Linked DNA regions of Homo sapiens: region 1 is linked to region 2. A link is an interaction called in ENCODE POLR2A ChIA-PET data of the cell type or tissue named here. Cell type or tissue: MCF 10A. All regions are shown on one strand. Each heading gives the region's core, and the rest is flanking DNA. Links, peaks and the distances in the headings are about the cores only.

Region 1 (2,940 bases), core at 260-2,759, 54 kb before region 2:
GTGGTATTATTTTCCCCGTCTTATAGGTGAAGACTCTGAGGTTCAGAAAGTTAAAGTGATATCGCCAGGGTTCCTGACTGGTAAGTGATGGAGGCTGAATTTGAGCCAGATCTATATGCTCCATCATCACTCTCCTGGGGAAAAGAGCCTAGATGTGTTCTATCTGCATTCCTGCTTAGATTCTGCATGACTTCTCCTGTCCATCCCCTTGGCCCCCTCTCCTCTAGTCCATGAGATTACAGCTTTGCACACTGACAGGAGGGTCCTTCCTTCTTAGCCTACACATACAACCAGGTGTCAAAGGATGGAAGGGTTCATCTCACACACTCACAGACCATGTAGACTATTCAATCTACACCTCCAGCTCGAACTCAGAACATTGACAGGAACCTGCTCTTCAATCTTTCACCTCCCCTTTCTCCATGAAACGAACGTCAACATTCACACAGCAGCCCATCCCCAGCCTACAGGGCGGCCCCTGCCAGATCATGCTTCCCACTGTGGAAGAAGGCATGTACGAGTGAGTGGGCTCATCGGTTGACCTCTGTGTGAGATGGCACGTGGTCCTACCCTGCAGAGTCAGAGCACAGAATTCCAAGTGTAGCACAGGTGTGGCAATTCAGAAGAGCAGCTGTCAACACATCTGAGGGCACAGACCCCCCTATCATGCCAGGCTGGGAGAGGCCACTCCTGTATTTGGCAGGTGGCTTGTGCCCAGTGGCATCAAGGCTATGGCAGGGTATAGCAGAGATCTAAGGCCAAGTGGAAGTAGAGCTGTCGCTTTGATTTTGAAAATCAAATGAATGGCCTTTACAAACTTCCACCCACAATTCTTTGAAAAGGGATGAGTAACTCTGACCCTACTCTTACCTCCCTCCCCATCAATTCAAGCTGAATTAAGAGAAATCCTATGTGGATACACAGATACAATGACCTCAGCTCTGTCTAGCACCACTTTCAGGGAGGCGGATGTCCTCACTGGGCCCTCTTGCATCTCTTCAAAATGGGAATGACCAAGTTTGGATTTATTATTCTATTCTTGAATCCCAAAGACCATCCTAAGAGCAAAATATGCTCCTTGAAGGATGAGGATGTGGAGAAGCACGGTATCTTTAAAAAACAAGGGAAGGGAGTCTCAGATTAAGAAAACTGGAGAAATGGGCATGTCAGTAGGATGAGGATGCCTAGTGGCAGGTGCAGGATGTCTGTGACTTTGTCGTGTGTGGGAGAAATGACCTTTCTCAGGATGTGGGAATATAATAGGCTGTACTCCTGATGACCTTGACCATCCTAATCACACTTGTGTGATGCCAGGGCCCCAGGTTCCACCCAAGTTTTACTTTATAGCTATTCCCAAGTTTCCCTATTAATCAAGAAAATTAATGAATAAGGAATAAGGTGATCATTCTTCAGGTTATGGGTTGAAATAGACACAGAAATCAACTCAGCTGAATATAGCATGTGGAATCAGTCCTCCAGAAGGCAGCTTTCTCTCTTTCTGGGGGTGTATAATAAGACATAACTTGGCCGGTTGTGGGAGTCCTCATCAGCCGTGACAGACCAAGTCCTCACCCATGGCCAGGAATGAGGCACAGGCTTTTGGATGTGCGTGTATGAGCAAACGTACACAGAAACCGCCACACCCACACCTCACATACCATGACAGGGTGGAGTATTTGTTGTCCTTATGTTAACCTTGTCACCGTTTTCAGAAATTCTGGGCTTTGATGGTGCTGCGTCCATCAGGACACAGTCCAGAAATTCTCAGCAGCCTTAAAAGGCACCTTTCCAGCAACATTCCCTTCATCTGCCCCTCACATCTGGGCATCCTGGACTCCAAGCAGTTCACAACCATAAGTAAGATTTACTTCCTAAGGGGAAGCAGGAGTCATGTCTGGCCATGTCTCACCTCCAAGCTTGTATTTGCAAGCCCACACCACCCACCCATAATACCCTCTTTCGGCATTTGCTCAAGCTGCACAACTTGGTCACGGAATTTGAGGGGAGAGGTGTTCTGGTTAATGATGAGTTACCATATAGCTATCTTCCAAAGATAAAATTAAAAGCCACAGCAATAACTATTAGTTTGAACAATATTTAATCTCTGATGCTTCAGAAGGCACTTTGAGATCTTGAAGGGCCTTAGGGTTGAGTCTTTGATGGTGACTATGGCTCCTTAGGGTGCTGTGTGGATGTACAAGAGCACTGGCTAAGGAGAGGTGGCAGCATGCAACAAGGGTAAGAACCTCAGCTCTTTCCCTAAATGGCAGGCTGACCCGGGGTTAGTCACTTCCCTTCCCCAGCAGCACTGCGTCAGAGCTTCTCTGAGGCCCCTCTTACCTCTGATATTCTATTAAGACTGGCAGAGGATGTATTGTGTGGGTTTTCTATCACTGGAACTGAGAAAAATTTAAAACTACCTGCATCAGCACAGAGAAGATCTGAAACGGTTCTTGGGTGTTTATAAAGCCCGTGGGCTGGGCTCCCATCTTGATGTCAGCCCAGCCCTGGGGTCAGTGCAGACTGAGATACGGAGCAGGAAAGCAGGAAGAACGGGAGTAGCAGAGTCAGGGACGACAGCACAGTTGGTGATTGAATTTATCAAGCCTGTGGAGAAGGACTCTCCCTGGTGGAGGTAGTGGCATAAATATGTGGTCACTTATCCTGCCTTCTCAGACCAACAAGAGCTGTTCTGCTATCAATCAACCGAGAGATTGGGTTACAGGGACGTATCCTGTCTTTGGGACTGGTGATACTGAGAGGGCAGTGGGTGAAGAGATAACGAATCAGCTCCTCTTAGCCCAGGCCTTGTCCAGAAGGCTGGAACTGAGAGAGGGATCTGGCAAGGTATGAGCCAGTCTCCATCCACTGTAGGGATTCCAGGAGGCCCATATTTCATGTGACCCTGCATTTGCTGGATGTGACTTTTTTTCAAGTCAT
Region 2 (2,898 bases), core at 55-2,554:
AAGTTAGCAAATTGAGTCTTTTAGGACAGATTCTCAGATGGGATGATCTGGAGGAGGAGGAAAAAGATACACTCCCTTGGGGCTGAGCATGCCCCACACTCTTGGATCTTCTCTCTGTTCCCTGGTGTCTTCACTAATGTCCTCATGTTGGTGAAGTGTTGGGGGATGGAGGGCGGGTGAGCAGTCGGGGGACAAAAAGTCTATTTTTCCTTCACTTTTGTCTCTTCAATGTGTGTTTTCCTCACACTCCTTACTTGACTGCTTTCTTCCCCCACTTTCATGTCCCCTCTGGATTGTCCAGTGTAATGCATGGCATTGTGGTGTCTGTCTAGGAAGGAAGGGGTGATTGACAAGAGACAAGTCTGGCCCAGTTAATGCTTTCTGCAGTGGGTCTAAATGGATCTGGACTGGAGGAGTCTTTCCTTTCCTTTCTCCCTTCCTCTCCAGCCAGGTCCTGTAAGGGCCAGCCCAGACTACAGGACATCCACAGAATATTCTGGAGCTTGCAAGTAGACATAGGGTGAGAGTTCTTGCCTCCTTTCATGAGAAACAGTTCTAAGTCTTCGATGCCCTGGGAGAATCTGGCTCTGAGCATGTGGGAAATGTCTTGGTTTTTATTTTTAATTTAGAGTCAGGCCTGGGTCTTTTGAGGTCTGCAGAGTGGGGTTTAGGAGAGTAGGGTGGGCTCTAGCTCTTGCAGGGCTCTTAGAGAGCAGTCATGTCTTTTCTCCCATGACTCTCAGGTTCTTTGCCAATCACAGCAACTTTTCCTGCCAAAGCCAGTATCCTCTGGGGCTGTTTAGAAGGGCAGTTAGATTCAGGAGTCACCACTGATGTTTGAGTTGCTCAAGGCAAGAGGCAGAGAAGAGTTCACTAAAACTGCTTATTTTTGAATAATTTCAGCACACTGTCCTTAAGAAGAAAGAAACATCAAAACAAAATAGTTTTTACATGACCATTTTTTTCCCAAATGTGGAAAAGCTTGATGATGAATTTAATCTCTCTCATTGGAGTATTCTTTTGTTCATAAAGAGAAACTATCTCATCTTGATGTCCAGAGAAGTCCTTGGAACCCTGTGGGATCTAGCTCGTAACTGTTTGTATTTCTCTATTCACTTCTGTCATTTCATTTTCTTTGTAGGGTTAAACAGAAAATGTTTAGGGAAGAAATTCTTAGCCCCTTGATGACCATGATGGCTTATTCTCTTTCCCAATTTTGCATGCAAAATGTACGAATATATGTATGTTTTTCTGAGAGGCAAGTTTAGGGTTCTCATGGGATTTTAAAAAGAGATAGGTGACTCCCCACCTTAAAGTTATCTGCTGGTCTTTTAGAGGTAACCAGTGAGAAGGAGTTAGCTATTTTCCAAGGGTGTTTTCATTTGGTAATGGAAGACTTTTTGCTGTGGTTCTCATCCAGGAGTATTCCTTAGAATTGCCTTTAGGATTGTTGAATCATAAACATGCCTGTGTCCACCTTATGCTTAATACTGACTCAGAATCTCTGGGATCTGGGTCTGGACATGCATGTATTTAAGTAGCTTCCCGGATGATTCTGATTCATAGCTCGGGTTAAGAACTCCACCTTAGGAAGTTAGGTGGAAAAATACTGGATAGTAGTTTCTCAGACAAAAGTGTCAGCCTAGGAATTCTGAATTCCTCATAGTCCTGAAAGGACAGTTCTTTGGGTTTGATGTTTGAGCAGATCATAATGTTAAATGATATAACCCCCTGGAAGGCAGGCTGCTGTGTTTTAGAGGGTTATTCTAGGTTCTAGTCCCATCTTTAACCCTTTACATTGCTGAGTGATGTGGAACAAATCACTGAATTAAATAATTGTCTCTAGAGAGCAGCTGGGGATTTTAAGCACCCTGGAGAGAGGTGCAGACCCTGCCAGGATGATAAAGGTTGTCATCACTGGCAACTGACTCCTGACCCCGGGTCCTTTACTCGTATGTCCCAAGTAGGATACCATAGGCAGCTTCTAAAGGCTGCTTACCTAGATTCTTCTCAAAATTGTGTCCAAGATGTTAAGTAACCTGCTATTCCTGTTTAGTGGTTACATAACATGTACTTAGTGTCTTTGTGGAGCTTTGGGCTGGTAGGGGCAGGGATAGGGGAAAGCTAAACAGAAGTAGAAGAAAAGGTCCTTGTCCAGAGGAAGGTTATTTTAAGAGACAGGACATGTAATTTATAACAAATGGACATTTGCAATATAGCAACAGTCTGAGTCTAGAAGTGTTCAACCATCACATCGCTTCTCCTGACTTTTCTGTTGTCCTATGGCTATGAGACTACAGGGGTTGGGGGATGGGGATGCCCCCACCACCACCAGTGTGAGAATGAGATATGGTTGGGGAGGCGTGTTTGGCACTTTTACAAGGTTGCATTGTCCACATTTGCTTGGATGGTGGCATCTGTAGCCCAAATGGGCATTCAGTCTTTTCTTCTGCTGTGAGGTAAGAGTAATTCAGACCTAATGAATGAGAAGAGGGAGCACTTTGATCCACAGACTTTGGATTAACACTGTACCCACTCTTAGCAAAAGGGGACTTCTCTAACAAGCTAGCATTGTGTTAACCTGTCATTAACCCAGCATTAGAGACAGGTCACTGGGATGTTCATTCTGGCTCTCAGCCTGCTGTTATTTCCCCACTCTCACCTGTGCTAGTTCGCTTTCTCCAGAAGAGGAGCTGAGGTGGTCTTATCCTCAGATAGGACATGAGAAATTGGAATTTGGCAAGCAAGGGCTTCAGCATCCTTTAGTTTCTAAAGCAAGATCCCTTCAGAGAAGTCTAGCAGGAAGAAGCCAGGAGAATGTAGAATGGAAAAGAGCTCTTACTCCAAATTTTAGAGAAGTTTCAGCTCTACTTCTCATCTTTTCTCTCCTGGTCTTAC

What was found. Peaks named below come from ENCODE experiments on the same cell type or tissue, not always from the same donor. Only the 100,000 strongest peaks of a DNase experiment are listed, where the experiment ranks them.
Region 1: POLR2A ChIA-PET joins it to region 2 with 84 read pairs; 6 of 35 experiments call an interaction of 5 or more read pairs at or near these places.

What each region holds. Positions count from the first base shown.
Region 1 is chr1:207,018,614-207,021,553 of GRCh38, forward strand. C1orf116 (chromosome 1 open reading frame 116) reads right to left here. Exons shown (of 4, transcript NM_023938.6): 4 at 1-2,940. Among named protein-coding and RNA genes, the nearest start is that of C1orf116, 13 kb to the right of the region's middle. RefSeq lists an enhancer at 934-2,133. In MCF 10A, for the core only: no CTCF peak of the experiment used is centred there; a DNase peak (open chromatin) is centred at 1,618.
Region 2 is chr1:207,072,589-207,075,486 of GRCh38, forward strand. PFKFB2 (6-phosphofructo-2-kinase/fructose-2,6-biphosphatase 2) reads left to right here. Exons shown (of 15, transcript NM_006212.2): 15 at 1-2,898. Among named protein-coding and RNA genes, the nearest start is that of C4BPB, 15 kb to the right of the region's middle. In MCF 10A, for the core only: no CTCF peak of the experiment used is centred there; a DNase peak (open chromatin) is centred at 1,533.